Regions from separate parts of the Homo sapiens genome. Here region 1 is linked to region 2. Evidence: chromatin loops called from intact Hi-C (ENCODE). Cell type or tissue: chondrocyte. All regions are shown on one strand. Links, peaks and the distances in the headings refer to the core of each region. The heading gives the core; the rest is flanking DNA. Region 1 holds the start of LOC105372663 (a long non-coding RNA gene). Region 2 overlaps LOC105372664 (a long non-coding RNA gene).

Evidence for each region. Peaks named below come from ENCODE experiments on the same cell type or tissue, not always from the same donor. Only the 100,000 strongest peaks of a DNase experiment are listed, where the experiment ranks them.
Region 1: a loop joins it to region 2, with 3 times the contacts of the local background. A loop is called at or near these places in 26 of 110 quality-filtered maps.

The regions. Positions count from the first base shown.
Region 1 is chr20:51,362,202-51,373,848 of GRCh38, forward strand. LOC105372663 (a long non-coding RNA gene) reads left to right here and starts at 4,234. Exons shown (of 3, transcript XR_936848.3): 1 at 4,234-4,458; 2 at 6,396-6,652. RefSeq lists an enhancer at 4,011-4,305. In chondrocyte, for the core only: no CTCF peak of the experiment used is centred there; DNase peaks (open chromatin) are centred at 4,031 and 4,422.
Region 2 is chr20:52,077,968-52,089,614 of GRCh38, forward strand. LOC105372664 (a long non-coding RNA gene) reads left to right here. Exons shown (of 3, transcript XR_936849.3): 1 at 1-5,168; 2 at 5,504-5,595. It also overlaps a transcript of ZFP64 not described here. Among named protein-coding and RNA genes, the nearest start is that of ZFP64, 110 kb to the right of the region's middle. In chondrocyte, for the core only: CTCF peaks have their summits at 5,879 (motif pointing left) and 6,090; a DNase peak (open chromatin) is centred at 6,937.

The sequences.
Region 1 (11,647 bases), core at 1,128-9,127, 720 kb before region 2:
CAAGACTGGGCTGAGGTGGCTGCTCTGCTCCACACAGTCTGTAGGCCTGAGGAGGTGTCCATCACGTAGGTTCCTACCCCCTCTACTCTGATGCTCCACCATCCGCAGGGTGTTCAGAGCACGTCCTCCACCTCTGCAGCCTGGCCAAGGGAAAGGTGACAGGCATAGCACACTCCCTTCCCTCTACAGTCACACCCAAGTGACCTTCACTTCTGCCACCACCACATTGGCCAGAACTTGGTCACATGAGCACACCCAGAGGCCAGGGAGGCTGGGAAATGTGGCTATTCCAGGTGGCCACATGCCCAGAAGCAATGGGAGTTCTGCTACTGAAAGGGAGGGAGAGAATTTGTGTTGGGGACAAATAGCAATCTCTGCCACAGGGCTGCTAGAGAGAAAACCAAGTTCTCCACCATAGACATGGGGCTAATGGGGGAGAATAAGCAGCTCCTCCCAAGGATGGATATTCCAGGGTAAAAATGCCCATCACACATATAGTTGGTGGCTTACCCAAGATCTATCTTTCTTCTTCCTTTCTAAGAGAAACCCTAGCTTGTTCAAGGTCACAGAATGCTTGGCCAAAAAGCTCCATCTCCCAGTCTCCTATGACATCATGAGATATAAGAAGTCTGCTGGGGGTTTAGCCATTGAATTCCTGGTGTGTGCCTTCACCCCACCCCATTTGCTTCCTCTCCCCACCAGAAGCTCAGGAGTGAGACCACAGGGGCAGCAGCCATCTTTCAAGCCCTACCAGGGGGCAACTAGGAAGAGCTCAAGTGCTTAATGATATCTCTGAGCCACTCTACCACTGGTGATTGTCTACCCTTAGACGTCTTTCTACCCAAGAAAAAGTAACCTCTTGTTTGTTTAATCCCATTTGCTTTGACAATTTGGTGTCTCCCTGGCCTGCCTATATGCTCTCTGCCCTTGTTCCCTATAGCAGCAGTCCCCAGTATTTTTGGCACTAGGGACTGGTTTCATGGAAGACAGCGTGTCAATGAACCAGGGTGGAACAGGGATAGTTTCAGGATGAAACTGTTCCACCTCATATCATCAGGCATTAGATTCTCATAAGGAGCACACAGCCTAGATCCCTCAAATGCACAGTTCACAATAGGGTTTGCTCTCCTATGAGACTCTAATGCAGCTGCTGATCTGACAGGAGGCAGAGCTCAGGTGGTAATGCTTGCTCACCTGCCACTCACCTCCTGCTGTGCGGCCTGGTTCCTAACAGGCCACAGACCAGTACCAGTCCATGGCCCAGGGGTTGGGGACCACTGTCCTGTAGGGAACCTTGCTGGGCAGTGTTCATGTCCATGTATACACAGCCCATGGTGTGTCTTGCCATTTCAGGGAGAGTCCCACTGGGGAACAAGACCATATAGGGTTGTCCAGGAAGCCCATGTCACTTACAGAAACTAACCAACTTGGTCCTTTATTTGTAAATGTGAAACCACATTCAGGGCATCGAAAGACATCTGCAGAAAACAAATGTCACAAAAAGGGAAGAATCAAAGTAAATAAACTGAATACTTCATACTGGAATGATATGAGATATTTCCAGGGAAAGATTTTTTTTAAGTTTTCATTCTAGTTTGTGTCTTGAGGAATATTTGAGAGACTGTCACATCAACAAAACTAGAGTAGATTATTGTGAAAACTGAGCAGTTGGAGAACAAGAAATGTTCTTGACAATGAAAAATATAATTACATTTGAAAATTTCAGTGAATGAAAAATGAAATAGACATGGCTGATGATAAAGTTAGTAATATGGAAGACAGAATTGAAGAAATCTCCTAGAATGTAGGATGACTAGACAAAACTAGAAATTAGAAAAGTTGAGATAGAAGAGGATAAATCTAGGAGGTCCAGCCTCTGTAAATGAGCATTTCAAAAGAAGAGAAGAGAAAGATTGGAGGAGGAAGAAACAGTAAAAGGAAGGACAACATTTTATTGCACATCTTGACTTGAGTCTTCAGTTTACATAGTTCCATCTGGTGCCAATTGCAATGCATACTTGCAAACATCAGAGAGAATTTTGAAACTTTACAAATAAGGACTACAGGCCTTTGGAAATAATAATTTTTAAAGTGGTCAATTATAAAAGATTGAAAATCATATTAACACCAGATTTGTTGTCTATTGGGATGCCAGAAGATGATAAAGATACATCTTCCATGTTCTGAGGGTAAAGTACTTTCAGCTAGGATTATTTATATAGATAAGCAAAGATGCTCTTAGATATTTAAGATTTTGAAAATTTACAAATAATATACTGTATATGAAAAAATTACCCAAAGATATATGGCCATCTCTCCAAAAGAAATCTAAGAAAGAGGATGGCATAAAGATTTTTTTTTTTTTGAGGCAGAGTCTCGCTGTATTGCCCAGGCTGGAGTGCCGTGGCACAATTTCAGCTCACTGCAAGCTCCGCCTCCTGGGTTTATGCCATTCTCCTGCCTCAGCCTCCCCAGTAGCTGGAACCACAGGCACCCGCCACCATGCCTGGCTAATTTTTTGTATTTTTAGTAGAGATGGGGTTTTACCGTGTTAGCCAGGATGGTCTGGATCTCCTGATCTCATGATCTGCCCGCCTCAGCCTCCCAAAGTGCTAGGATTACAGGTGTGAGCCACTGCGCCCGGCAGCATAAAGATTTTTAAAAGTGGCAGTTGACAATTATACAGAAGAGGCAAAGGATACTAGAAAGGCACTTAAAGAGTTATCTATGAAATCTGACACTTGGAAAATTCTCCTTTGTGCTGTAACGGTTCTGTGACTCGAGATCACCTTTTCTTCTCCATGAGTCTATTCACACTTAGTTCCTTGGTGAATACTGTTCTAAACTTTAGAACAGAATAATGAGAAATAGTAGCTAACAGTTATTGATACCACATATCAGGTACTGTTCCAAGCACTCAACATGAATTAACATTAAATGTTTTAATTCTTCATCTTCATGACAACTTTATGAAGCAGTTAGTATCATTATCCGCATTTTTACTCATGAGAAAATTGGAACACAGAGAGGTTAAGTAACTTGCCCGAAGTTATACAGCCAGTAAGTGGCAGAGGTGGGAATTGAATTCAGACTAACATTAGGGTCCATGATTTAAAATTTTATAACTAACGTGGATGGGAGAGGAGGAAGAACACACAAAGGTCAGAATAATTGCAGTAATTTCCTAATCTTTCAATGCAAGGAATCATTGAATACCATATAGAATTGATAAATCAAGAAGTAGAAGCAGACATATTATTAAAGGTAGACTTTACCATCAGAAAACTAGAATAGCCAAAACCAAGAATTAATACCACTGAAAAATGGGCTTAGGAGTAGTCTGGCAGAAGAAAACTTTGTTATGCTTCTCTTTATTATTGAAAAAAAAGTTTCACCCTATGTATATATTATTGCTATCACTTTAGAAACCAGTTCAATTTTCAAAAAAGATTTGATCCTGTAAGTTTAGTGAGTCACCTTGACAATCCTGAGTGGAAGGTGAGAACATTGGCCTAAGAGTTGTGGTGAAGTATGGAGCCCACCTACAATTTCCCACTCGGCCTGCCCATCTCTGTCCAGCCAAGTCTCCCTCCATCCCCAGGAAAAGTCTGTCTGGCAAAGAGACTTCCAAGTTCAGAGCCTGGGGAGACACAGCCTTCCAAAATGAAGCCCTAAGATTCCTGGGCCATGACTGTGTCTGCCCTTCTCCTCCCAGAGGGCGAGGATGACAGATTCTGGGGCCCTGGGAATATTGGGAGGAAGGATTCCAGACACTGGAAATAGAGTTGCCAACAGAGGCACTCTGGGCACTAAAAAGCCCAAGTCTAGGCCTGGCAATGTCCCCCAGGTCCCCAGAAGACATCGTGGGGGTCACATTGCTCCAGCTTTGGGGTCTTTTTCAAGCTCACTCATCGACTATTCCCAAGGCCTGCAATCCTTCAGCCTCCTGCCACCCCTCCCCACCCACCAGTTTTGGTTTTCGCCTTGGCTGCAGGTCCCTGGGGTTCCAGGCCCCTGGATTCCATCCCTGTGGTTCTCACCGTGAGTCATGGTGGCTCTGCTGTGCCGTCCTCGCTATCTCGGGGAACCGGAGATCCCCCTTAATTCCCTCCAGCTGTGTCTCTACAGGGCTGAGGTCATCCATTCTGGCTCAAGAGGAAAGCAGAGAGTTTGTTGTGTCTTTGTTTCATTCAAATGGTTTGGACGGTGACTCACTCCATTTCTTCTCTCTTTTCTTTTTAAACCAGGGCACCGTCTGGGAGTCGTTTTTGATTAGAAGTTGACCTCAGAAATATGCTCACATCATTTTGAAAGCATCTTCCAGCACCACAGAAATCGACTCAGATGGAGAAAGGACACTGAGTGGACAGGGGCCAGGATGGGGCGTGGACGCTCTGCCTCTGCCGGGGACAAGGCCTTCCCACAGACTCCCTGGGGTGTTGCCAGCCTGAGTCAGAGGTAGGAGGCCAGCCCTGTCGAGCCCCCATACACTTATGTATTGACCTGGGGCCAGTGCTGTGGATGGCAATGACCATCATCATCACCATCGTCATCATCAACACTAGCTACTATTATCAAGTGCTTATTCCAACCCACATGGTTTCTAAGGGAGTCACATGAAGTGACCTCACATCATTCTCACAGCATCCTGCCAGGCAGGTACCATTGGCGTTTGCCATCTGAGTATTATCACCATCTGAGGTCCCACTCAGGAGCTGGGCATGTCGGTGAGTAAGGTCATGCCCTTGACCCACTAGGTGCAGGACCCTCCAGTGGGTGGAATCACGGGTCTCATTATGAATGTGAAGCTCCCAAGGCAAGGTCTGCCTGGCCCTGAGGCAGCAGGTATGACCCTGGTGGGGTGGGAAACGGAGGTCAGAGGTTGTGAGCTGGACCTGAGTCAGGTCAGAGGTTCAGTGGTATCTGGGAAGTGGCTCCAGGCGGTGGGCTGTTGGCTGCACAAGGATGGAGGGTGGCAGAAAGCTGTGCTTTACCGAGGGTTTTGCTGTGTTTTTTTTTTTTTCTACTGTGTGCCTGGAAGTGTGCAGACAGGCACGGCATGTCCATTTCCCCTGCAGGCTACTGGAAGAGATAAGGCTGGGAGGCAGATCACACTTTCCACCTTGAGAAAGACACAGAAACCGAGCAGAAGAATCCAACCGGGGATTAGGGAAAGCTCCCTGGGGGTACTGGCTTTGGAGCTGGGGGAGGTGGGATAGACCTCTACACAGAGAGGACCGGGCACCTGTGTGCAGGGGAGGAAGCTGCTCCACTTGGCAAGTGCGCAGCTGTGGGAAGGGGACTCCAGGAAACAAAATCCAAACTGCAGGCTGAGAAGTCTGTGAAGTTCTAATCACAGGAGTAGCATGGTGAAGAGAGATGTGGTGTCTCATGGCTCTGAATGGGTGTCGGGCAGATGCTCCGCAAGGCAGGAAGAGCCAAGCTGGCTGCTGCTCCAGCAAAAGCAGCTCATCGGCCAGGTGTGGTGGCTCACACCTGTAATTCCAGTGCTTTGGGAGGCTGGGGCAGGTGGATCACTTGAGGTCAGGAGTTCGAGATCAGCCTGGCCAACATGGTGAAACCCTGTCTCTACTGAAAATACAAAAACTAGCTGGGCATGGTTGCACACCCCTGTAGTCCCAGCTATTCAGGTGGCTGGGAGGCAGAGGTTGCAATGAGCCAAGATCACACCACTACACTCCAGCCCGGGCTACAGAGTATGGCTCTGTCTCAAAAAAAATGATAGCAGCTCATCGAATGGAGACTTGCAGCCCTGGCATCTTGAAAGCCCCTTTGCAGGTCGCATGAATGTCTAGGCATCTGTGCTTGGTCAATGTATTCATTTTCTGGGGGTGCCATGACAGATTACCACACACCGGATGGCCCAAAACCATCCTTTTGCAGTTCTGGAAGCCAAAAGTCCAAAATCCGTGTGTCAGCAGGGCTGTGCTCCCTCTGAAAGCTCCACAGGGGCATCTTGGCCAGCTTCTTCCAGCTTCTGATGGCTCCAGGGATTCTTAGCTTGTGATAGTAGAATTCCAGCCTCTGTCTCCATCTTCTCCTGAACGTCTCCTCCATGTCTGTGATCTCTTTTCTTCTTTAAAGACACTTGTTGTTAGGTTTAGGGCCCACCCAGATCATCCAGGTGATCTCACCTTGAGATCATTAACTTAATTCCATCCACAAAGACCCTTTTTCCAAATAAGTTTACATTCACATGTTTTTTACTGGATTTGTCTTTTGTGGGGCGGGGGTTGGAGGGAGTCATCACCATTCAACACCCTCTAGTCTATAAGGTCTATTCCCTGCCCTGCTACTAAGTGGGAGTTCCTGGAGAATAGCAATTGTGTGTTCATTCCTTCCTTCCTTCATTCCTTCATTCTTGTGTCCCACAGATATTGATGTAATGCCTACCGTGTTCCAGACACGCTGCGAGGCCCTGGGGATGCAGCCACAATCCCAACAGATCTGATGCCTGCTCTCATGGAACTGACTTTGCACTGGGGGGAGGCCAACTCCACGAAAACAGAAACTGGATGACACATTGGAGGGAGAGCAGTAAAAGGAGCAAGCAGAGAGCAAGAACAACAGTGTTGCCATGGGGCGGGTGGGCCCGCTGTAGCCAGGGAGGGCCTCTCCGAAGGTATAACAGGTAAGCTGAGCCCTGGATGCTGAGAAGGACCAGCCTCAGGAGCAGGGCCCCTCTGCAGCAATGCCTAGTACAGAGGCTTAGAGAAGACATGGGCACGTGCACCAGGCATCCCATGGGCAGGGCTACCTGAGTTCCATATGTGTGTGGAGAGGTCCCGCAGGGCCTGGGTGCGTGACGAGGATGAATAAAGTGGGTGGAGGGTAATGCCACAGTGAGGGGCAGATGGTGGCCAGTTGACAACACGTGCCCCCATCAAAGAGGTGGTTGCTACTCAGCTCTGACTCATGGTCACCAAAAAGGATGTGGGGCGAGTGTGGCCAGATCATCTAGTTCTTCAAAAGAAAGTAGAAATCTAAACATTTTTTTTTTGGTAAAGACATCTGAATTTCAAGTGCTTTTATTAAAAGAAGCAAAAAGAGGCCTGGCACGGTGGCTCACGTCTGTAATCCCAGCACTTTGGGAGGCTGAGGTAGACAGATCACTTGAGGTTGGGAGTTCGAGACCAGCCTGGCCAACATGGAGAAACCCCGTCTCTACTGAAAATACAAAAAAAATTAGCTGGGCATGGTGGCAGGTGCCTGCAATCCCAGCCACTCGGGAGGCTGAGGAGCGAGAATCACTTGAACCCGGGAGGCAGAGGTTGCAGTGAGCTGAGATCACGCTACTGCACTCCAGCCTGGGTGACAGAGCAAGAACCTGCCTTAAAAGAAGAAGAAAAAAAAAAAAAAAAACACTGGGTGGATGAAAAAAAAACATCCCCAAGCCAGGTCCAGCCTGCAGGTCACCATTTTGCAGCCTTTGGGTGGAAAGCCGGATTGGACTGCAGCAGCCTAGTACTCAAGGAGAGGGCACGGCAGGGAGAGGAGACAGCAGCGGAAAGGCCTGAGCTGGGACAGTCGAAGAGCTGTGAGCGGCTTGCTATGGCTGAAACGTAGTTTGAGTGTGACCACAAAACATGGCAGACTGTGACCACATTGCAAGGATCTCGGAGGCTTGGTAAAAGGGTTCTCTTCCCCGGAGATGTGGCACAGTGTCCGATCCCCGTGCCTTTCCTCATACAGTGCCCTCCCCCCTTTCTCCGCATGTCTACGTTCTGACTCTAGTGCCACTTTTTCCACAGTCTCCCTGGTCCCCCTCCCACCCACCATCAAGATGGGATCTCTCCCTCCTGGGAGCACCTACTGCACTTTGCTTTCATTCATTCATTTTTTAAAATTAATTAATTAATTGGTTTATTTATTTTGAGATGGAGTCTCACTCTGTTGCTCAGGCTGGAGTGCAACGTCACGATCTCGGCTCACTGCAAACTCCGCCTCCCGGGTTCAAGCAATTCTCCTGCCTCAGCCTCCCAAGTACCTGGGATTATAGGCATGCGTCACCACACCCAGCTCGTTTTTGTATTTTTAGTAGAGACGGGGTTTTTGCCATGTTGGCCAGGCTGATCTCAAACTCCTGACCTCAGGTGATCTGCCTGCCTCGGCCTCCCAAAGTTCTGGCATTATAGGTGTGAGCCACCATGCCCAGCCTCATTCATTCATTTATGTGTTCATTTACTCAGCAAATATTAGAGTGCCTGCTCTGTGTCATGGGGGTTGGAGGTGGAGGACTGAGGACACAGAAGTCAGCCCAAGGGACACAGTGGGAGCCCACGCAGAGTCCTCATCTTCAGGGGACTCAGAGTCCAGCAGTGGGGAGATGGGTTACATGATCACACACCACATGTTAAGTTACAACTTCAGTGGGTTCTGGAAGGAGAAGTGCTGAGGGGGAGACGAGTAAGGCCAGAAGGGCTTCCCAGAGGAAGGGGCAAGGGCTGAGCTCTGAGGATGCATCTGAGTTATCCTAAAGGCATTGGAAGCACTGGACAACTCAGCTTTCCTCCGGGAGGCACCATGCTAATGTGTGCCCTTGGAAAGCATCACTGTCTCAAAGGGGCTGGAGGAGGCTGTTGTGGCCATCTGGTGAGAGAGGACAGGGACTGGACCACAGGACAGGATTGGAGTGTGACCCATAGATGTGGAGAGACGTGGGGAGAGTCCAGAGACTCGGAGGAGGCGTGGAAACCATGGCGTGTCCTTGCTTCAACTCCCCTCTGAGATGGAAGCTCTGGATGCCAGAGATGGTTTCCTTGCTGGGTGACCCAATTCAGCAAAAAAGAAGGGTGACCTAACGGTCAGAATCAGACTGCCCCAAATCGAGCCTCCAAGACTTCACTTCTCAGCTGTGTGATCTGTAAAATGATGACAGCAACAGCAGTACCACTTCATAGGCTTGTCCTGAGGTCTCGGTGAATGATCTCTGAGCTGCGGAGCACATGGTACCCACTCACTAAGCAAGAGCCAAACTTCACGAAAGAGTATTTACATGTTAACAATGTCATTCACATGTCAGCATGTAACCGCCAGTGGGTTCATTTTGCCACTGCCCAGATAGAACCAATGTATCAAGACGGGAATTGCAATAGAGAAAAGAGTTTAATTCACGCAGAGTCGGCTGAATGGGAGACCGGAGTTTCATTATTACTCAAATCAGTCTCCCTGAAAAATTCAGAGACTGGGGTTTTTAAAGGATAATTTGGTGGGCAGGGGGGCAGGGAGTGGGGAATGCTGACTGGTTGGGTTGGAGATGAAATCATAGGGGGTCGAAGCTGTCCTTTTGCACTGAGTTGGTTCCTACATGCAGGCCACAGGACCAGATGAGCCAGTTGATCAATCTGGGTGATCCCAGCTGAGTGCAGGGTCTGCAAAGTCCCTCAAACAGCAATCTTAGATTTTATAATACCAGTGTTATAGGAGAAATTGGGAAGTTTAGGGATATTTTGGCCTCTGGCTGCATGACTCCTGAGCAGTTAACTTCTGATCTTGTGGCTCACTTGTTAGTTGTACAAAGGCAGTCTGGTCCCCAGGCAAGAAGGAGGTTTGTTTCGGGAATGGGCTGTTATCATCTTTGTTTCAAAGTTAAACTATAAACTAACTTCCTCCCAAAGTTACCTATGCCCAGGAATGAACAAGGGCAGCTTGGAGGTGAGAAGCAAGATGGAGTCGGTTAGGTCAGATCTCTTTCACTGTCACAATTTCTCATTGTCACAATTTTTGCAAGAGTGATTTCAATCAGAGCAGTGCCCCAAACATTTTTTTGTTAATAATTTGAAGGATGTTTATTTTAGAAAACAAAAAGGACATCAAGGTAGCCATCACGCAAAACTCCGAAGTGTCTTAGACTTCCTTACTCTTACTGTACAGCATTATGTTGGGTTTGAATTAATTAGGGGGCATGGGGCATCCTGATCGCCTCGGGATTTGTGGCTTTAAAAGTCTCCGGAGAGGACTGGCAGCAGTTCCCAGGGATGTGTGCCATTGTCTGGGACAGAGCAAGCCGAGTTCGTTGAGCTACAGCCTACGGTCCAGGGACCTGACTTGGCTGGAGGCTGGACATGTCCTACTTCTCTTAACTCAGCAAATGGACGGAGGTCAGGGAAAGGTTGACTCGGGGTAGGGGCTGGAGGAGGTTGCAGGGAAGCCTGTGGAAGCCACTCTTGCAGCAGGTCCCGGGAGAGCCCCAGGCCCTGGATCTGAGCATCCTCAGTGGGGCTTGGGGATCCGTACCTCTAGAGGGCAGTGGGGCTCCACCAAGAGTCCCTTCCAGTGTCTTCCCAGTGGCCAGGAAATACTCCTCACCTTAGAACGGGCCTCCCTGCTCAGCCTAAAGGGAAATTTCTACCCACAGGTTGCCTTGGCTGGGCGCAGAGGATGGATCTTTCCACATCCAGTTGTTTGTGCGGGGGAAAGCTCATTAGGAAGGAAAGTATCTAGTGTCAGTAGCATGTGAACGTTTCCAAGCACAGAAGCCCGACAGCTGTACCTACTTAGGGGGTACCTGGGGACTCCGGGCCACACAGAGGCCATCTCCCACCAGCCTGGCCAGGGGGAAGTCAGATTTCTGGGGCTCATAATGTTCACATGGAGAAAACGTGCATTTCTACTGGAGTGTTCTTGGCCAGACTCAGGCTTTTAGATTCCCCAAAATAAATCTCCTCGACGGTTCGCCCCTGCCTGCTCCTACCCCTCGTTCTTGCTTGGCAAACAGGGAAGTCCCTGGATGCATTTTGGTCCAGAGATCAGAGCCCCCAGGGATCAGAGCCTCATGGGCTGCACCCTCTAAGGGCCACAGAATCCCTGTTGGGGGCAAGGTTAGGGGGTGCAAGCATATCCACTTTGGGTGCACACAGACCTGGGTTCAAATCGTCACTCTGCCACTGCACAGCTGCAGGGTCACCAGCTTGCACCCACTCTGAGCCTCCGGCTCATCTGAGAAATGAGGAAAGCCCCACCTTACGGGATGGCCGCAGGGCTCGGGGACAGAAATCCTGGAACCAGTATATATAGCACAACACCAGGCACATCACAGCCCCTGCCAGAAGCACCACCAGCCGCACCCTCCCTGCTGCTAATTTTTCCCGAGGCACCCATTGCTGAACTCTTCTGTTCTTATGGTTTATACAGTCTATCCTTCCTGCTGGGACACAAGCTCCACTGCCGTGTCCAAAACACTCTGTTCTAGGCACAAGGTTGGCATCAAAAAATACCTGTTGGGTGCATAAATGAATGCTTTGGAGCTCGTATTACAGTTCTCTGGGCCTCAGTTTCCCCAGCTGTGCAATGCGGATGATGGCATTAGAAGTGTCAAAGGTGGCTTCAGATGGATTGAGCAAATGTGCAAGAGCACCCAGCCCAGGCAGGCAACAGATGCAAATCCACTCTCCCAATCAGATTCCGAGGTTGTCTTGGGCTTTACAATGGAGTCAGGAGAATCGCCACCCTCTGGCCTCCAAGTGCAGCTCAGAGGGATGGGTCACTGGCCAGGCATTGATACAGACTCACCCAACAAGGCCTGCAAGTTCTCTGAACAGGCGCCCTCATGTTGGATCCTCCCAGGGGCCAGGCAGGGAAGACTGAGGCCAGGAAACACCCCAAGGCTCAGAGAGGTGGGGTCACT
Region 2 (11,647 bases), core at 1,544-9,543:
AAACCTATGTATTTTATTCTTTTAAACATCACTGAGCAGATTCACAGATTTCATCGAATTGCCAAAGGGGTCCATGACTCAGAATGCACTGTGTCTTAAAGCAGGTCCTCCTAAGCAAGGGGTATTGAAAGGGGATCCACCTCAGAGACCTAAGACGCAGGTTCTAATCCTGACAAGTTGCTTGACCTCAGACAGGCTTCTGTCTCTCATGCCTTCACTTTTATCTCTATTAAAATAGAAGTGGGCCAGGTGCAGTGGCTCACAGCTGTAAAAAGCACTTAGGGAGGCCAAGTGGGGAGGATAGCTTGAGGCCAGGAGTTGAGACCAGCCTGGGCAACAAAGCAAGAACCCATCTCTACAAAAAAAAAAAAAAAGCAGCATCTGAAGCAGCATGTGGGGAGCAAACGAGATGCAATTGTGAATGTCTCCTGACAGCAGCTTCTCAAGCTCAGGTGGCCACTTAAACTCACATAAATCCATGTTTGGTTACCAAAGATAAGCATTTAAGCAACATTTATAATTTCGTAACCTGCCTATGTTGGGGGAATGCAACATTGGTCATTCCTGCAATACTTGCCCTAGCACACACGCAGCCCAGGGACGTTTTTCCAACCTAATGATGCTCACATTTGAAATTTTTTCCCACCCTACTATAGACCTCACTATTCTTGCAAAGAAGACTTTGTTCTATCTCAACACTTAGAACTCATGATTCTGTTCCTGAGCTGTCCACCTCTGCCAGTGGGAGACACCCTAGACTAAGGTGAGAGGTTAAGGAAGCTAGTGGAAGGCTGGGTGTGGTGGCTCACACCTCTAATCCCAGCACTTTGGGAGGCCGAAGTGGGAGGATCACTTGAGGTCAGGAGTTCAAGACCAGCCTGGGCAACATGGTGAAACCGTCTCTACTGAAAATACAAAAACTAGCCAGGCATGGTGACATGTGCCTATAATCCCAGCTACTCGGGAGGCTGAGGTGGGATAATTGCTTGAACCTGGGGGGCAGAGGCTGCAGTGAGTACTGCTGCACTCCAGCCTGGGTGACAGAGCAAGACTCCACCTCAAAAAAAAAAAAAAAAAAAAAAAAAAAAGGAAGCTAGTGGAGAAAGACTGCAGGTGCCAGAGTTCAGCACAGCAGGTTTGACTCCCCTGTATCAGCTGCATGATGCTGAGCAAGTTAACATCTCTGAAGATCAATTTTCCCTTGCAAAGATGAAGGCAAATGCCTTCCATTGTGAGGAACCATCAAAATAATGGAGGGGATACTAGTGAATGTTAGTGGGCGCCAGTGCTTGTCCCTCCCATCCAGAGACCTGGTCCCCCCTATCCAGGAGTCTTGATTTCAATGGTCGAAGGCCCTTCCCACAGCTTTCCAGTGATGCAGACAGGCTGAGGTATGCCCTTTTCTTCAGAAAACTGGCTGTTACAATTTGCAAAGCCCGATGCAAAATATTTTCAAAATTGCTATTAAAAAAATTAAGAATTTAAAGTCGATGACAGAACATGCAACCAAACAGGGGGCCTCCTGACTATGGGGCCCTTTGTGACAGCACAGCCTATGAAGACGGTCTGTCTCCAACTCACATGGCTCTTCCCACCCTGGTTCCACACTACAATCACCTGCAGAACTTTAGAAAGTAGAGATGCCCTTGTACCTCCCCTGAGATATTTCAAACACCAAAGAGGCCCCCAGGGGACCGCAGCAGGCAGGCACGGTGGAGAGCTACTGGAGTAGAGCCTTAGGATGCCTTGGAAGACTGTCATGGCCCAACATCCACAAGCAGCAGGCAAAACTGTCCCCATAAAGCCCAGATAAGACAAATACTTGCAAATGTAACATCTCAGGGTCTTTAGGACCCGTATCACGTGCCCCATGGAAAAAGCTATTAATGCCTCCCACCCCTATGAGGCTGCCTTACTGTGCAGACAGCAGAGGATGCTCATGAGTTCAGCATCTCCCCTTCCAGGTTTTCACCGGCACAGCCCACTCCAGAGGAACCTGCTTCCCCGTGTCCTTTGTAGAGCTATGGTGTGTGACTAGGTGGGGAGGCAAGCAGCAGCTTATGTGCGACTTCCCAGCGGTGTTAAGGACATGACCTTCTGTCCTAGTTGGCGCTTAAGGTGTCATCTGAGACTATGTGTTGAAGATGTGTGTGGCAGGGGGCATGGGAAGATAGAAATCATGATCCCTGCTGATCATAAGGCCACAGTACCTAGATCTTGGTTATTCCTCCTCCCCCTACAAAAGAAAAAAAGCAAGCAGGGCTCAGGGGGTGGGGGAGACAGAGGGAAGCCAACTTCTCTTAAGTCAGTAGATTGCATCATTAGGCCAAATGCCTGACATGACCCATTTTACAGAAGAGTAAAATAGACTCAGATGACATCCCCCTAGCTGAACGAGGCAGGGATTTCCCATCTTCAGCTGCATTCGCTTATAACTAAAAAAAAGGTGGCTTCTCAGAGTAGAAGGATGGTTGCCAGGAGTTGGGGGAAACGGGGAGATGTTGATCAAAGGGCACAATCTTTGTCATGACATGAACAAATTTTGGGTTGTAAGGCACAGCATGAGTGGTGGCAGCTGTGTTAATCTGTGGTAGTCATTACACGATGCTTAGGTATTTCCAATCAACACATTATAGACACCGAATATATACAGTCTTTGTCTGTTAAATATTTAAAAGAGGCAGCTTTTGGCCAGGCATGGTGGCTCACGCCTATAATCCCAGCACTTTGGGAGGCCGAGGCAGGTGGATCACGAGGTCAGGAGTTCGAGACCAGCCTGGCCAACATAGTGAAACCCTGTCTCTACTAAAAATACAAAAAATTAGCAGGTCATGATGGCAGGCGTATGTAATTCCAGCTACTTGGGAGGCTGAGGCAGGAGAATTGCTTGAACCCAGGAGGCAGAGGTTGCAGTGAGCTGAGATCGCGCCATTGGACTCCAGCCTGGGCGACAAGCGTGAAACTCCATCTCAAGGAAACAAGAGACAGCTTCTAGGATGTCACCACCCTGCCCCAATTTATTACTGGGTCATATTGTTTTAGGAAGTTTCTTCCCCTTATCCTTTAGTTTCTGCATTTAAAGAGGGACAGGGGCTAGGTGGGGTGGGAGAGGCCATGGCCTCAGGCACACATTTAAGGTGGTATCCCAAATCTCAGCTGATCAAGGTAAATACCATAACGCAACTTTTTAAAAACCAAAATGAATGCAAAAGAAACCTACAATGAACAGGATGTCAGAACTCTAAACACGGGATCCAACTCTGCTTGCACAGCCCTGACTTGCCCTAATCCCAGGCCAACTTTCCACAGAACTACAAAAACAAAGCAGATGACCTGTGGGGCCACCGTTTGCCAATCTGCATTAAAATATTTTTTGGCGACTGAGTTCTCGGCACTCCCTTAAGTCTCATGTCCCAGGCAAGTGCCTCACCCTATCCCAGCTCTGGGTAGCACCTGGGAGAAAAACACCTGCAGACAGGTAAAGTTCTTAGTGCAGTGCCTGGCTCAGTCATGATGGCAACTCGAATTGAGGCTCATCTGCTTTCTTAGAAGAGGTTAAATACAGGGAGACAAACAAGCTATTTGTGTTCTGTAGTGTCTAGAAGGCAGCAAGAAACCTTAAGCAGAGGGGCGGGAGATCGCCTTGATTTCTGTTCTTCAGTGGAGATTTTACAAGCTGATCTGAGTAAAGATCAAAAGGATCCAGTTTTCCCCAATACCTAACCGGAAACTCATCTGTCTGTGGCATGGAGCAACACCTTCCTTAAAGTGGCCCCACGAAATTTTTCTAAAGATGGAGTCGCATTGCTACCCAGGCTCGACTTGAACTCTTGGGCTCAAATAGTTCTTCCTAGCTCAGTCTCCCAAGTAGCTGGGACCATAGACACTCATTACTGATGCTGGCTCAATTTCATGTTAACATTTCCCCCTTGCCTTTTATCCAAGGCCAATCACCCTGTTGCTTGTACTTAGGGGTTAACAGACTGGCCTTCCAAATCATGTCCTTTTTATAAATAAAGTTTTATTGGCCCACAGCTAAACTTATTTCCTTCCCTATTCTCTGTAGCTGCATTACAGTGGCCGAGTTGGAACCTCTGTGCTACAACAGCAGTGGCAACAGAGCTGATAACAAGTAGGACCAGCAAAGCTCAAAACATTTACTATCTGGCCCTTAACTGAAAAAGTTTGCGGATCCCTGGGGCTCAGGTGAAGTCAAACTGCAAACATTCTCAGTTTCCTCTTCCAGATCCAGAGGGCTCTGCAAATCAAGGCTGGTGTAAGAATTGCCATTCTGGTCTGTGCCATGTCAGCTGCTCCTTTCTATTAAGGCTGTTTTATTTGGTTATTACCTGTACATTTTAAGTCTCATTCTAGCAGGTTTAGCCAGTTCAGCCCCCAATTCCGAATGATTTAACCCCATCCACTGCCATCTTCTAATTTCCTAGAAATGGTAAGGTAAGACTACCCCTACTCCTACAAGTTTCCTGGTCCTAGACTTCCCTCTTAGCCTACTTTTCTCTGAATCTTGGAATTCTTACCAGTCTCAAAAATTCTTTTAAGTTACCCAAATTCTTTTTAATACTCATTCAGCCTTATTCTCTTGAACTACACTCTCAGCTTTGTGCAAATCCCATTTGTGTCTCTGCCAGAAAATTTGGTATCTTTTAGTGTGTTTTACAAGTCACACTTGCCAGTTCAGAGCAAAGTACTCTGCAGGAGGGCTTGCTACATTCTAAGACCATGGGCCAAATCTAGCCTGCCACCTGTTTTTGTAAAGTTTTATTGGAACACAGACACACTTGTTTTTTCTTGCAATCTATGGTTGCTTTTGCACTAAAACCACAGAGCTGAGTAGTTGCAAAAAACTTTATGGCCCCACCCACTGCCTGAAGTAAATATTGGGTTCACAGCTTTTTACTCACCTCTGCTCTATTGGGAATCCAAGTTTGCTGGGTGATACCAGCTTGGATATAAAATCCTTAAAGTCCATACAGCTGTTAACAAAAAATGCCTTCTAAAAAGGCTGATATCTTTCCTCTTTGTCTAAAGAGCTATAACAAGAAGTACAAGGAACGTTTATGTGATTTCAATCTATGGGTTCCCACTTGAAAGGTCAACAACCTTCTAGAACAGAAACGCAGATCAGATTCACGACAAACAGCAGAAAGGTAACAATAGCAACTGTACAATAGCACCAGCATTCAGTAACCAAACACTTTTCTGATCAAAACGATCATCTCCAAAGAGACTAATTCTATCCTGGGTCTCTGTCATCATTTTAATCTTTTCTTCTTACAATAGAGATTCAGCAGTACACCATCACCTACCTGATGTAAAACTTAAACGGAGTCAGATTTGCCCAAACTACCACCATTCACAAAATAAACTAGGTACCTCTATTTCACAAGTGAAATAGTCCCTTCTACACAACCTATAAAATCTTACATCCTTTTTTCTTAGTTTACCAGGAACAATGGATCTACTTAATCTGTTTCAATTCCAGAGATGTTCAGCTTGATGAGGGCACACAAGACTTTATATTTAAAAAGAGTATTTGAAGGAAAGATGCCAAAAGTAGAAACCAAGCAACTTTGGGTAAGTATTATATCCACTGAGATTTCATAACCTCCTAAGGGTCCATCTATGAGAAGAGGTTGGATTTTCAGTAGTTTGTGGGTTCAGCAAACACTAAATGCTTTCCGTGATGAAACAGATGCTGGTGTGAGGCTGTCCCACGTATCACATATCCCAGCACCCAGCACCAAGCTCAGGGCCCACTGGGCCCCTGGACTTTTCTCTCCAAATAGAATTAAACAGAATTTTGAATTCCACAACAGACAAGCACAGGCTGGGCTAGTTAGCTTGATCTTTGGCGCCACCTCCAGATCAAACTGCATTTCGTTTTACTACAGTAGGAACTCATTGAGAAATCCAATGTGCGTTTATAATTAAGTTACTGAATGGGGCGCGGGCTGGGGATGGAGAACCTTCTACCGTAACTGTCTGTGGAGGGCTGCAAAATTGAGTGTTCCTTACATCATGCTACCATGAGTCTGCCTTTTTTATTGTAAGACAACAGGTAAAAGAAACCACACAAACATATAAGGCAAACACTCTTAGAACGATCACCCAGGTTATGAAATAGAAGTTTTCCAGCAACCCCAGACCCTTCACGTACACCTTCCTCACTTTAACCCTTTCCACTCTAGAGATTAGTTTTAGTTTTCTATATCGTCTAAGTTTAATAATTCCATCAGAGATGGATCAGTTTTAAAATTGGAATCCGTTACGTAGAAGCTATCCCCATTGGATAGAGCAGGGCTTGGCAGACCCCGCCTTTGAATGAACAAGTCGACTTGCTCAGATAATCCTTGGAGGGAAGAGACAAATGCGAGGAGTGTCTCCACAGCCCTGCTTTGCTTTGCTTTCGTCACTGTCGCCCAGCCATCGCCTCTGAAGGCCTGTGAAGTTGGAGCGGCCAGCCCCAGAAGTGGTGCCCAAAGCCTGTCTCTCAGTGGCCTCACCTCTGGAGGGCTGGGCAACAGCACTGGTCAGAAGTTCCGACAGCTGACCACCCTCTTCGGCTGAGCTAGAGGTCTTGGCTGGGCTCTAGGGGAGCCTCGAGCTGCCCCACGGAGACCAGGGTGCTGAGCTGTCCCGAGGCACCGCTTTCCGGTGGGAAGGTGACCAAGTCTGAGTTCTTGTTCTCACTCTGATCACTGTGCTGCTTCTTGTGGCATCTCAGAGAGTCATCCCTGACGAAGGAGGCGCCGCAGGTCTCACAGCGGAAGGCCCTCTGCGTCACGATCTTGGCCACGTGCTGGGAGCTGCCCTCTCTGAGCCCTTCCTTGCCCAGAGGGGCCCGGTTCTCCGTCTTGGCCTCGTCCCTGTGCACCTTGTCGACGTGCTTGGCCAGGCTGCTGGGCCGCTTCGTGTCGAAGCTGCAGAAGTCACACTTGAAGGGACGGTCCTTACAGTGGACTCTGCTGTGCACGCGCAGGGCGGCCGCGCTGGAGCAGGAGTAGCTGCACTCTGGACACTTCTCCGGGTGGTCGGCCTGGTGCAGCCGGCTGTGCTCCAGGAGGTCAGCCCGGTCCCGGCCCTGGAAGGCACAGTGCAGACATTTGAAGGTGTGCTTGATGCGGATGTGCGATTTGAGATTCGCCTTCATGGTGCAGCGGACGTCGCAGAACTCGCACTTGAAAGGCTTCTCCCCCGAGTGCACGATCATGTGCCTTTTCAAGTCCGAGCTGATTTTGAACTTGGCGCTACAGAGCCAGCACTGGAAGGGGGTATCCCCTAGCAATGGAAGGTGTGTTTCCATTAGAACAGGCAGGCAAAACAGACCCTCCCACCCCAACCTGCCTTAGCACACTTGGCCGCCATGAGATGGTTGGGTTTTGTGAACTCTAAACCCAACCTCCTAATGACAACACTTGTTGTGCATATTAATGCAATCCTCACAACAATCCTATGAGTGGGTACTATTACCCCCACTTTACAGATGGGACAACTGAGGCTCAGAGAGGTCAAGTTACTTGGCTCAGGTCAAACAGCAGGGATTTGGAACCCAGGCACTATGGCACTCAAGTCCATACTCTTGATGACCCCTTCAGTTTCAAATCTAAACTCCCATTTAACTTGACATCCCAGAATTGAATGTGGAAGAAGAGGTGAGATTTAAATTACAAACAACTGCTTCAAATCAAGCTAAGACCTGTGAAGACGCTTACTATAGTGTTTAATCTATATGACATCAGTTATTGAGCTTGTATTTCAAGTTAAAGTTTCTTACTTTTATAACTACAGGCTAAATTTTATTTATAATATTAATGCATAATTATGGCAGCAGGGGACAAATAATAAAGAGCCATGGTCTTTAGAGTCCCATTCCCTGGAGACATTGCTAAGGGTTTCTAGTTGTTTTTGAGGTTGCTGCTTTAAACGTCAGTTGAATATACACAAAGATAAGCATCTTATCCTACACACCCATCCTTTCCCTAACCTCTCCCCTGCATTCTGGTGGTTGTGACTTTTACACTTTTAAGCTGAGTAGTAGCCTCACATTTTAGTCCATCAGCTTCTGAGATTTTTTGAGGATTCACTCCTCTTCTCCACACTTAACTCCTCACTTGTTAGAAGTAGCTTTCTTTTCACCTTTAAGTAAAAAAATATTTCCATTCTGTCTGGTGAATTCTTATACTTTAATCATTTTCAGATTTCAAGTTCAGAAGCCAACTATAAATAATTTAAATGGTGACTGGGAATGTGATATTCATCGGAGCCAAACACTGCACCAGGATTACAATCACTTCCTTATAAGTCTGCTGTCACACTCAGGCCAGTGGATGGCGTAACCACCCATCAATATAATTTTGTTTTCTTTTCTTACGTGTTGCTCATTTGGGGGCACATTTTAACTTGCTTCTTGATTAGACTGTGTTTCTTGAAAGAAGGAATCTCAATTTCAGAAGTCATCCACTCTCATAATTTTGTAACTTTCACAAGGAATTTTTTTTTTTTTTTTTGATACAGAGTCTCACTCTGTCGCCCAGGCTGGAGTGCAGTGACGCAATCTCAGCTCACTGCAAGCTCCGCCTCCCAGGTTCATGCCATTCTCCTGCCTCAGCCTCCCGAGTAGCTGGGACTACAGGTGCCCGCCACCACGCCCAGCTAATTTTTTTGTATTTTTAGTAGAGACGGGGTTTCACCGTGTTAGCCAGGATGGTTTCGATCTCCTGACCTCGTGATCTGCCTGCCTCAGCCTCCCAAAGTGCTGGGATTACAGGCTTGAGCCACCGCGCCCGGCCCTTTCACAAGGAATTTTTAAAATGGATTTTTAAAACTTCTGATTTAGTTTCTCTTGACTTTCTATACAAGTATCAGCCTGATATTTCTCTTTGCTGCAATCCCAGTTAGCCATATTCAGGTATTCACATATCAAATATATCATGCCAGATGTTTCCTCCCTTCCTTTGCTAGAGTTTATCTTCTAGTAACTCCCACTAGCATGGTGGCTGGGAGTAAAATCTTGAGTCCTTGCACATCATTCTATTTTGCTCTCATACTTGAGATAGTTTGGCTGGGTATAGAATTCTAAGTTCAAAATCATTTCCCAACTCTTGAGGGCACTGTTCCATTGTCTCCTAGAAGCCAATACTACCCAGACATATTTCTAGATATAGATGTCCCCTGTCCACTCCCTTCCATCCTGATTGGAATCCTGTGAGCACTTTTACTCTCCTGGCCCCTTAGAATTGTGGACTTCATTTCTCATTTGATTTTCTATTTTCACTCTATTTTCTTCTCACTTCCATTTTCTTTTCTTCCTAGACCTGGTCAGAAACCAGACTTCAGGACTGGCTCTTATTCTCAGTTCACTCACCCAATTTTTTTCCCGTAATCTCTGGGACATTAATTTTATAGCTAGCAATCCTAGTTTTATTTCATACTTCTTTGTTCTCATTATCTCTTCATAGGTCTCTATTTGGATGCAACATTTCTGCCAGTGGGTAGACACCAATTAGAATGTGAAAATTACCCAAGTACTCTTACTTCCAGGATTAGTTATTGACTTGGCTCATTTTATTCCATTCATTTCCTATAGATGACTCATGATCCTTGGTGGACTATATTTGGGAAAGTAGACTGGTTTAATGATTAGACATGGATGCCAGAGGTTTCACCTGCTACTGGGTTGGTTGGGCAGTTTTGCCAGGCCTTGGCTAGTCCCCCAAGCTTTGTGGCCCTGGCTGTCTACATGCTTGTTCCAAGCCCAGAGCCCTCAGGGCCCTTGGATATTGGCTGGAAACTTTGGCTTCCAACTGTACAGCTGCCTCCCATTTGTCTGCTGGGACACAGCTTTCTATACTCAGTTTTAAACATCACTATGTTCCTGTCTGCTCACCATTTTCCAGGAATTCATTGAAAATTTTCAACTTATGAGCATCTTTATGAATATCTCAAACCCCATTTTTCCATGCCACGATGAGTTGGTCCTATCATTTCAGTAGGGTCCCATAAAGGAAGTTCCTAAGATTAAAAGTTTGTGATTTTTAATTATACTTAATGGATCCTGCTACATTCCAAATTTAGCCATGCAATCAGTGTATACATTTACTGAAACATCTAGTTTATAGGTCTGACTTGAGATACATCATTGGCTTCTTGGCAGTTATAGTGGGTATCTACTCCCAGCTGGATTCTATATAGTCAAGATATAAAACCCAGCTGTCAGTCATATTTTACCAAAAGTTGTTGTTCCGGCAACAGAAAAATGACAAATCTCACAATTATCACAGAAGTTCCAAATTCTTGTACTTCTACCACACCAAGTCATTTAAGTTGCTTGTGTTGTTAAGTAAATGAAGGTTAAGAAATTAGAGAAAAAGTAAGGGATTGAGGTTTCCTGGTCAGGGACTCACCCGTGTGAGATCGCAGGTGGACGGTGAGCTGGCTGGAGTTGCGGCTGGCATAGGGGCAGAGCTGGCATTTGTACGGCCGCTCATCAGAGTGGATCCGCAGGTGCTTCTTGAGGCTACTGCTGTCCACGGCAGCGTAGTCACACAGGTGACACTTGTGTGGCTTCACACTGGTGTGGCACCGCATGTGCATGGTCAGGTTGTCCTTCCGGCTGAAGCACTTGTCACAGAACTCACACTTGTGCGGTTTGTCTCCTTCAAACACATAAGGAGTCAAAGTTAAAGGTTTTTTGGTCAAGATGGCTACAAAGATTTGACCAAGATGATAGCCTGGGCATATGGGTGTGCCGCCTCCTCCTGTCCAAATACTGAGAGAGAAAGATACTGAAGTCTACATCAGCATATTGGGAAACAAGAATGTGTATCATTCATTGATAGTTCAGAAATCCTAAGGGAAAGATGACATAAAAATCTGATTGATGGAGAAAATTACAGGCCAAACCCTGTTTGGGAAAAATGGCAGTGGTTATAGAAGTACTCAGGATAAGAAGTGGCAGCTGTAGGGATCTTGGGCAGCTTCATGAACCACATGGAGAATGGTCAGGTGGACCCCTTCCTCTCACTTCTTCCAAACAGCAAGCAGCACGGCATCTCCCCCTAGGCTGTTGGTCAAAGGGTGCTGAGGTCAGAAAAAGAATACAAGGGCCTGGTAAGTTAGAGATGCCAGGGACAGCAGAAGACCACATACCCAGAACACTTCCATCCAGCCATGTTTCATCACTACCCCCTAGCCCAACCCTTCCAGGCTGATCATATCCAAATAAAATTAGTTTACCCAATAAACAAATGCTTGGGGAAAGCCAGAACCAGAAAGACACGCCCAAGTCAAGAACTTAGTTACTAAAGCAAAGGGAGGAAATGAAATTAGAGAAATGAAAACTATGGAAATCAAAATAAAAGTTCTAATAAGTTGACCAGCAAAAAGGGTGTCGAATGACAGCTATTGGTGGATGTAGGTCATCATACATTTGTCCACAACCGCAGAATGTACAACATCAAGAGTGAACCTTGGCCAGGTGCGGTGGCTCACACCTGTAATTCCAGTGCTTTGGGGGGCTGAGGTGGGTGGATCGCTTGACCCCAGGAGTTTGAGACCAGACTGGGCAACATGGCAAAACCCTGTCTTTACACAAAAAATACAAAATATTAGCTGGATGTGGTGGTGC